Regions from separate parts of the Mus musculus genome. Here region 2 is linked to region 1. The links are chromatin loops, found by intact Hi-C in ENCODE. Cell type or tissue: heart. All regions are shown on one strand. Region 1 has its middle 14 kb from the start of Slc22a8. Region 2 overlaps Chrm1 (cholinergic receptor, muscarinic 1, CNS).

What was found. Peaks named below come from ENCODE experiments on the same cell type or tissue, not always from the same donor. Only the 100,000 strongest peaks of a DNase experiment are listed, where the experiment ranks them.
Region 2: a loop joins it to region 1, with 6 times the contacts of the local background. A loop is called at or near these places in 42 of 42 quality-filtered maps.

Annotation. Positions count from the first base shown.
Region 1 is chr19:8,576,322-8,581,321 of GRCm38, forward strand. No RefSeq gene overlaps it. Among named protein-coding and RNA genes, the nearest start is that of Slc22a8, 14 kb to the right of the region's middle. In heart, no CTCF peak of the experiment used is centred here; a DNase peak (open chromatin) is centred at 2,200; H3K4me3 peaks cover 914 bases; H3K27ac peaks cover 748 bases.
Region 2 is chr19:8,681,115-8,686,114 of GRCm38, forward strand. Chrm1 (cholinergic receptor, muscarinic 1, CNS) reads left to right here. Exons shown (of 3, transcript NM_001112697.1): 3 at 1-2,492. Among named protein-coding and RNA genes, the nearest start is that of Chrm1, 20 kb to the left of the region's middle. In heart, CTCF peaks have their summits at 714 (motif pointing left) and 2,127 (motif pointing left); a DNase peak (open chromatin) is centred at 2,107.

The DNA.
Region 1 (5,000 bases):
AGACAAGAGGAATGCTTGAGGTTAAAAGTTTAGGTGGCACTAGGGCTACTGGGGAGAGAACAGGGTAAGAGTGGGGTACGGAAATCCACTAGTTTGTAAGCTAGTTTTTTAAAACATAATAAATGTTTTTTAAAAAGAATTTGAATAGAAGTAACCAGCGTAGGTGGAGAACATTGTTCACAAAGGCATGAGTTATTAAATGAAAATCGCAGTACCAGGCACAGATATCTCCCTGTGAGTTGCTAAGTCAGTAAGGCCGCAGAGATGCCAAAACAACACAGGCTATTGCCACTGCTCTCAGCATTCCAATAGAACTAGATGGTGGTTCAGAAACAGGGGTGGAGTCTCTATTGCTGCAGACACTGCTCATGTTTATGAGAAACATAAACAAAAATGTATTATCTTTTCTATCAAAGGGTTAAATAAGATAAAACTCCACTTTAAAAACATTGTAAAGAAGCCACTCAGAAAATTTCAAATTCCTCTGGGTCAGCACTTCTTGAAATCAAAATATATGCTCAAGTTTCCTTTCTCCCTAGGACGTGTGCTGTTCTGTATGCTAGAATGTTAGCTCCAGTTCAGACCACTCACAGTAAGGCAAGGAACCCCTTACATTAAGAATAAAAACCCAGAAGGACACAAGCATGCAAACACATGTAAACATACACACACACATAAACACACACACACACAATGGGTGCATGTGCTTGCTCAAGTGTGGCTAGGCCATTAGTCAAATGTTCAAAGACCTGGGTTTGGATCCTCAGGACCCATGGATTCTAAAATCAGGGTGCAAGTGTCATATATCTCTAAACCCAGCATCAGGGAGCAGGAGATGGAGACTAGAAGATTGATTCCTGGAGCTCACTAGCCAGTCAGTCTAGCTGCTTCAAGAGAGACCCTATCTCAAGGTGGAGAACCCAAGGAAGATACACAACACTGACCTCTGATCTGTATACATACGTCCACATCCATGAACATGCAAGCACAGACATAAAACTGCCCATGCTTGGAAATGGCAAACCTTATCCTAATTTTATTCTAAATGGTTTCTATATGTATTGATTTTAATAACATTTTAATTTATTCTTTGAAGTTTTTATACATTTATACAATACATACCGGAACCACTCTAAAATTCCTCCTAGTGTCCCCCACCCTGTCTCTCTCCCAACTTCATGTCTTTTTTAACTGTAATTAATAACCTCAAGTCCAATCAGTGCTGCTCATATGATCTTGGTGGGGGAGCTCCACGGGCATGAGCAACCTTCCAGAAGAAAGAAAAATGACTCTCTGTCCCTCCACAGCCATCAACTGACAACTGCTCCTCTACTGGGGCCCCTCCCTTCCATGCTGGAATTTTGGTTGGCTTGATTTTGTGCAGGTAACCACAGCTGCTAAGATCTCCAGGGATCTGCTATCTGGAGCAGATCCTGTAAAATCAACACCCTGATTTTACAAATCCCAGAGTGCTGGCGATCGAAATCCAAGTCCTCAAGTACTTTACTGAGCCATCTCCTGGCCCCATTTTGTTTTCCGAGACAGCATCTTATGTACCCTCCTGCATCTGTTTCCAGAGTGCTGGGATTGCAGGCACGCACAGACACCATGCATGTTTGTGAGTACATGTCCATGGTATTGAGCAACGTTCACCTCTACCCATCTCTAGACTGTCATGGAAAACAGAATGCTGAACTTATTAAGCAAAGTCCCCTTCCAAACCCTCTCATCATGAGAAACCCTCTATTCTAATTCCTGTATTTATTTTACTTTTCCCTTTCTAGTGCTTCTTATAAGCAAAATTAGTTATCTGACTTTTGTATCTTGTTTCACCAAGAAAAATGTGTGGAGGTCTCATTAATGTTATAGTATGTGACAGCATTCCAATCCTTTTTAATTCTTATACATAATTCAGTTGTATACATATATCACAATATTTCCCCCCATTCATCTGGTGTTGATGGAGGGCGTGATTTTGCCAAAATGTCTGATTCCAATCCTAGGCTAAAGCCAATGCAGTGACTCCCTGAAGCCACCAGAGGACGCATAGGGACCGTGAGGCCGGCGCTCTAGCAAAAGCTGTTTGTGGAAGAAAAACCAGAAGAAGCCTGGTTTTGTACATATAAAGTAAGGACCGACTCTGGCACTCACGTGAAAGGGAGGCTGGCCGGGTCTGGACGTGGGCCAGAGAGGTAACCGATCTTTCAAATCTGTTCATTGGATTCAATAGGAGGAAAAAGGCATGGAGATCTACGCGGGAGAAGCTATCCATGTAATCCTGGCCCAACATCACACCCCACCCCCAAAATGGAAAGATTCCACCGACCACCCACAGCTTTCCTGCAAGCTGTCCTCCAGTGTGAGCCGCCCCCAGCGGGAGCTCGGAGAGGAGGATGGGCGAGAAAATCCAGCAAGGACTGAGCTTGGTTCCTGTCTTTTCCCAGCAACCATGCTGTGTTCAACCTGTGGCTTGAATGTTTCACAGGGAAGGAAACTGAAGCACCACGCTGTTACTATAGTGTCCAGAGCAAATGCAAGAGGCAAGGTCTGAATGCCACCCGGACTCACGCGGCTCACGAGGACTTCTCCAAGCCCACTGTCTGGGTTTCTCTGTAATGCGCGTCTGGGGCTCCGTTCCACACTTCATCACAGAATGGTATGTGGCCCTAGAGACTGGTCCACAGGACCTCTTATGATGCTCTGGCTTAGTTTTTTGATAGCCACTTCACATTGGCCAGAATTTTCCCCAGTGTAAACCTCTCCATTTTTCTCACATGTACTGGTACCGAGACAGCTCTCCCCCACTGCAGCCCTGTGCAGCTGGGTCTTTGGATCTGAGTGCAGGAACTGACATTTATCCCTGTCAGATTCATCTTGTTCACTGACAAACATTTGTTCAGTGCCTACGCAGTACCAGGTGCTGGTACTGAAATGAGAGACAAGTCTCCTGCCCTTAAGAAGCTCCCACTGACATCAATCCTGTTAATAGCCACCAGTTACTAAGAACTTATTCTGCACCAGTCACACAAGGCTAGTATCATAACCATGAGTTGTCTCATGACCCCTCACAACACTGCAGTGGAGGTGGCATTGTCTGAATTTTACAGATGGGGAAGCCAAAATTCTGAAAGCTTATGCATGCTGGGGAGACAGCTAACTTGGTAAGATGCCTTCTGCGCAAGCATGAGGACCTGGCTTCAGGTCTCCAGCACCCACATAAAAAGCTAAGCTCAACTTCTGAGGAAGCAGCCAGGTGGATTCCTGAAACGCATTGGCCAGCTGGCCTAGGTGAATCAGTGAGAGACCTTGACAGAAAGAAAGAGAGGGGTGGGGGGAGAGGGAGAGGAGGAAGAAAGATAGGGGCTGGAGAGATGGTCTATCAGTTAAGAGCACTTTCTCTTCCAGAGGACCCAGGTTCAAGTCCCAGTATCCATGTGGCAGCTCACAATTATCCATAATAACACTGTGGTTTATAGATACGCATAAGGGCAAAATGTTCATATACATAACTAGATTTTAACTGTTGTTCAAATAAAGGTGAAGAGCGGTTGAGGAAAGATACCTGTGCGGATCAGTAATTTTGTCAACTTGACACAGTAGGAGAGAATCTCAACTGAGAAAAACACCCCTATAAGACTGGTCTATAGCCAGGTCTGTTGGGCATTTTCTTGGTTAATAGTTGATATGGGAAATCCTACCAAACTAGGGTTGGTGTCACCGATGGGCAAGTTGTCCTGGGTTATATAGAAAAGCAGGCTAAGCAAGCCATGGGAAGTAAGCCAGGAAGCAGCATCCTCCATCCTTCAGCTCTTGCCTCCAGGTGTCCTGCCTCGGGTTCCTGTCCTTGACTTCTCTTAAATGATGGACTACAGCCGTAAGGAGCAATAAACCTTTTCCTCCCCAAGTTGCTTTTAGTCATGCTGGTTATCACAGCAATAGAAAGCAAACTAAAACAACACACGCACACACACACACACACACACACACACACACACACACACACACACACACGACAGGCAGGCAGTAGGGGCAGCTCAGTGGCTGAGCACTTGCCTGACATTTGTGAGACCCCAGCTCAATTATCATCTCTGAAAAAGAAAAACGTTAACTGACTTGTGGGAAGTGACATTGCTACAAAGTAGCAGTGCCCAACACTCCCATTGCTTTGGATTCTGATTCTCTCCTCCCACTTAAACTCCCTCTATCCCAGCTTTGGCTTCTCACTAAACTCAGATAAAGTTTACTTATCTGAAATTCATCAACAATATTGTAGAAACGGGGCTGAGCTCAGAGCCCTGAGGTAGAATAGCAGGCCCTGAGATCCCATTAGTGGTGAAAGACCCCGTGTCTTCAGCTATACGAATTTACCAACCAGGTGCCATGAGATTACCACCCTCAGCCCTAGTCTCAGATGTTCTTCCTTGTTCAAGTTACTGTGTATCTGGACCCTATTGCTAAGTCCTCCACATGTAGACTCCAAGCTTTGCCTGGCCCTTGCCTTCATCATAGTCAAATCGCATCTGCCAATCTGCCTCACAAGAACCTTCTCCCTTTCCAAAAGGAAAGCCTAGGCCTAGGGACAATTGAGTTGGTTTGGAGCATCTCCCCTAGCATCTGTGACTTCTTCTCTGTGGTACCATCTGCTCCTGACAACTCAACCCATCTTGATCACTCAGTGTCTCTACCACTGACTTCACTGAGACTCATCATAAAGCAAGCCTGTGTGCACTAGCCTTGCGAAGAAAACAAGGCAGGCTAGAAAAATGCACTGTTTAGTTGGGGAGACTTCTCAATAAACTATAAGCTTCCATTCAGAACCCAGAGATGCTAGGACACCACAAACCTCCACAGGATATGGGCTTAGCACCTCACAGCACTCACAGAAGTGTCCACCCTTCCCACTGGGCCCATCAGACCACTGTCGCTGTGCCCATTTTACAACTGAGAATTTGAAGGCCCAGCAAGGGAGATTCAGAGCTGATCTCTGACTCTGCTAAACT
Region 2 (5,000 bases), 100 kb after region 1:
CCCAGGAAGTCACAGAATACTTAATTCTCCAGCAATGATGTAGGACAGCTTACATGACATTCTGCCAGCCACAAACACCCTCCAGAACCATGGTGTCTGGTGTTTGTACTAGAGGACAGGCATAGGGAGGAACATGGCTGACTGCCCACACCGTTGGCCTCAGTGTCCAGCCCCTCTAGAGGCTTAACAGATAGAGTGTGGCCTAGGACCTCCACCACAAACCATATTCTTAGTATAGATTATCCGATGTGCTCCAGACAAGCAAAGATTTTCTTCAATGCTGGATAATCCAGTGGTTAGCCAAGATTGCCTGGAGCCAGACAAGGCCTGCTAATCTAACAGAAGCCCAAACCAGGAATATTGCCTGCACCTGGGAACTTAACTAGGTAAATTTCTGGGATCACTATGGATTTAGTAAAAGAAGAATTCCAAGGATGGAAACCAGCTATCTGTAACCAGCAGCCTCAAGGTGATTCTGGTACACATTAAAGTTTGAGAGGGGTAAAAAAAATATCCTAGAAGGCTGAGGTCCTGGGTGGGGACCCCCCAAAAAAATCCCTGCAGGCTTGGAGAGTTGGCTCAGAGGTTAAGAGTACTGGCTGCTCTTCCCGAGGTCCTGAGTTCAATTCCCAGCAACCACGTAGTGGCTCACAACCCTCTATAATGAGATCTGGTGCCCTCTTCTGGCCTGCAGGCATACATGCAGACAGAATACTGTATACATAATAAATAAGCCTTTTTTTTTTTAAATCCCTGTAGAGGAAGGGGTGGGATTCACCCCCACACATTTAGCTTCCTGAACTCCCAGAAACTGTTGGACCTTGAGAGCTTATCTAGCAGTTCTAGCTGGGGTGTGCATCTCCTGGTATATACCCTTGACCTTCCTCCTTTATCTGGGAAGGTCTTCCTCTTGAACTGGGTGTACAGATTTGGACAAGATGAATATGGAGGGATGATAGAGGAAGAAGACACCTACTGAGCCAGTCGGATCAGTTGCATCAACCCTATTAGCCAATGGGGTGTCAAATGTCTCAATCACCTTCATCACCCACAAGCTATGGAATGGTTGCAACACTGTGGGCAAGGATAGCCCACTAGGTGGACAAGGAGAAGCTGGCCAGAGCTGCAGGAGATACATGGGATGATCTTATGTAAGCCATGTACCCCGTATCACCAGTACAGGTTGACAGCTGAGACCCTGGTAAGGGCTTCTGGCTTGTTCATGCTCCCTTGTAGCCCTAAGCCCCCTTCAGAAATAAATGCCCTGCCTGTGTCAAGGGTGTGGAGGTGGAGGGCGGAGGAAGCTGAGCAGCACTGGAAGAAGTGAAGCTTTGGGACCAATGGAACATCAAGGAAGGAGGGGATGGGACCAGCATCAGGAAGGATGGGGTGAGACCAGCATCAGGACCGGAAATGAGAGTAGCAGCCCACACCTATCACTTGTTCCCTCTCCTGGGGACCTCACCGGGGTCCTGCTATGCCCTCCACCAAATAACCTTGGTTAGGCATGCCTCCTGTCTTCAGTGTCTTCATCTCTAAAAGAGGAGCAAGCCCTTTGCAGGTGTCAGAGGGATGCGGCAAACTGGTAAAAGCAATTGATGGCTGTACCGTCGGTGTTACCACAGAAGAGGCTGCCACAGGTAATGGCCTGTCTAGTTTCTCACCCAGGTCTTACCCTGTACCTCTGTTCTGGCTTTGGGAAGTCTAGAGTCCTATTCCCCCAAACCAGGAAGAAGAATCTTACATCCCAATGTGACTGGGTTTGAAGAGTGTCCAGCGCACACCTGGGCAAGAAGGAGGGTAAAGTCCAGGTGGGGTCTGGGTCCTGCAGGCCTCTGAAGAAAGAGTTGCCAACCCAGGATGGAGAATAACATGAGGCTGAAGGAAGAGGGTGGTTGCATGGGCATCTGTCCATCTCAAACACAGCACCCACTCCTACCCTGAGGGAGTCTCTTTACCCCAGGAACAAAGGCCTTTTGGTAGAAGTAAGGAGAGAATAAGGTCGCTTTGTGAATACCACATCTTCTACCAATCCCAGACTGGAGCTAGCCTGAGGAGGAACAAGTTAGAATCCCTCCCACACTCAAAGCCCAGCCTTACTTCCATTTCCACCATGACATTTTAGCGCCACCTGCTGGCAATTTAAGAAACCTGACGTTTAAATGCTCTTCCCCCTGCCTTTTTTTTTTTTTTTTTTGGACAAGCTCTTGGTATGTAGCCTTGGCTGGCCTGGAATTCATTATATACACCAGGCTGGCCTTGAACTCTTAGAGAGCTGACTGCCTCTGTCTCTGAATGCTGGAAGTAAAGATGTTCACCATCACACTGGCCAAATTACTACCTCTTCTTCCTCTTCCTCTTTCTCATCCTCCTTTTTAAAACTAGTATTGGGACTGAATCTAGGGTCTCTCATATACTAGGCCAACACTCTACAAATGAGCTATATGTCTCATCCATAAACTTTTTTATTATTAAAAACACGTTGCAAAAAAGAAAAAAATCACACACCAAAATTAACCAGACCCAAAGTCTCTATGCTTCATTCAAAATTTCAAGAGTGGAGCTGGCAAGAGGTTCACTGAGTAAAGGCATTAGCTATCAAGGCTGAGAGTTTGAGTTATGTTCCAGAGATCCACATGGTGAGAACACACACATGGAAGCTGTCATCGCCACCCCCATGCACTTGTGCCTGTCTTCAAAATAAGCCAATAAACAATGTGCCAGTCATGAGAGCATACACCTTTAATTCCAGCATTTGGGAGGTAGAGGCAGGCTACCTATGCGTCTGAGGCCACCCTGGTCTGCATAGAGAGTTCCAGGACAGCCAGGGCTATGTGTGTAATCTTGTCTCAAGGAAACAAAAGGGAACTCACTGCAGCCCTACAGGATTCCATGTCTTCTTTTGCCCTCCTCCAGCACCAGGCACACAAGTGTGAAGAGACACCTACACACATAAACATTCAGAAACAGGTCCCGCCCTCTCTGAATAGTACATCATCACCATGGAGGCAAAGGGGTCTTGATATTTGGGGATACCAAATATCATCCATGCAAGTCTCAAAAACAAACAAAAGCAAGCCCCTTAGCCTGAAGCCTTTACAGTCTTCCTTCTGCGTGACCTATCCTTGCAGAGTCTCCCAAGGCCTGTAGAATCCCTGGTTTTATTCTTAGGCGCCTAGCTTAGGTTTCACAGGACTATGACTAACTCCAAATAGAAATTGCATTTGGAACCTGCTCACCTTTAAAGCAAGAATGCTCTTTCAACACGTTTTCCCCTGACAGCCTTGGGCTCTGAAGAATGCATTGCTCCTGGGGCCTTTGCTTTCATGATAAACCAGAGTTAGCAGAAGGAGTATTCTATTCTAAAAGTCCATCTCTCTCTTTCTCTCCCAATCCTTGTCCTCCTGGCCCTGGTATTTGGTATTTCTGCCTTCCTGGAACCACCATTCACACAGTTCCTCAAGCCAGAGAGCTATAAGTCAACCTAGACTCCTTCGCACTGCCTGTACCCAGTCTACCTCTAAACAATTCACGAACATATCCTGTTTTCTCCATTGCTCTTGCATACCGTGCTAAAACAATCCCTCAATTCAGACTTCAGCATCAAACTTTTTCTGTAAAAGGCCAGGGAGCAGACATTTCAGACTCTGAAAGACAAGAGACAAAAGGAAGAACACCCATGAGCACTCCTGTGTTATATGCTCTGTCACTGCAGTTGAAGGCAGCCATAAAAAACATACTAGAGCAAATAAGAATGGCTGTACACCAATAAAACTTCATTTGAACCTAACATGCATCACAAAATATTATTGCCTTTTTTATGGTTTTATCTTTTAAAGATTTGTTTATTTTATGGGTATGAATATGTTGCCTGCATATATGTATATGCACCATGTGTGTGTGTGTGGAGGTCAGAAGAGGGTTACCAGATCCCCTGGAACTGAAGCCGAAGTGGTTGCAAATCACTATGTGAGTGTTGCGGAACTGAACTTGGGTCCAGTGCAAGGGCAGCCAGTGCTCTGAGCCATCGCTCCAGCCACAGTTCTGGTGTTTAGGCCTTCAAAACCCACGGGTTGAGGAGACGGTTCAGAGGTTAAGAGCATTTGTTGATTTTAAAGATTTATTTAATTTTATGCATAGGCGTACACCACTATTGCTCTCCTCAGACACACTAGAAGAAGGCATCTGACCCCATTACTGATGGTTGTGAGCCACCACGTGGTTTCTGGGAATTGAACTCAGGACCTCTGGAAGAGCAGTCAGTGCTCTTAATCACTGAGCCATCTCTCCAGCCTGCATTTGTTGAACTTACAGAGGACCCAGGTTCAGTTCCCAGCAACCCCATGGTGCTCACAAACATCCATAGCAGAAGCTTCAGGGGATCTGACTCCTTCCTCTGGCCTCTGTGGGCACAAAGGTGGTACAGACACACATATGCATACATGCAGGCAAAACACTCATCCACGTCAAATAAAAATAGGTACATCTTTTAACTTTTTTTTTTTTTTTTTTTTTTTTTTTTTTTTTTTTTGGTTTTTCGAGACAGGGTTTCTTTGTACATCCCTGGCTGCCTGTCTCTGCCTCCCAAGTGCTGAGATTAAAGGTGTGTGCCACCACTGCCCAGCGATGCCTGGCTTTTTAAAACCTTAATACACAAACACACACACACACACACACACACACACACACACACACACACACACTGTACTTTCGTGGAGTAGTCACAGCATTCAAGAGATAGAAGCAGGAGGATCAGGAGTTTATGATCAACTTGAACTATATAAAACTCTGTCTCAAAAAAGAAAGAGAGTGGGCTAGAGAGATGGCTCGGCAGTTAAGAGCCCTGACTGTTCTTCCAGAGGTCCTGAGTTCAATTCTCAGCAACCACATGGTGGCTCACGACCCTCCGTAATGAGATCTGATGCACTCTTCTAGTGTGTGTCTGAAGACAGCTGCAGTGTACTCATATAAATAAAAAATAAATAAATCTTTTTTAAAAA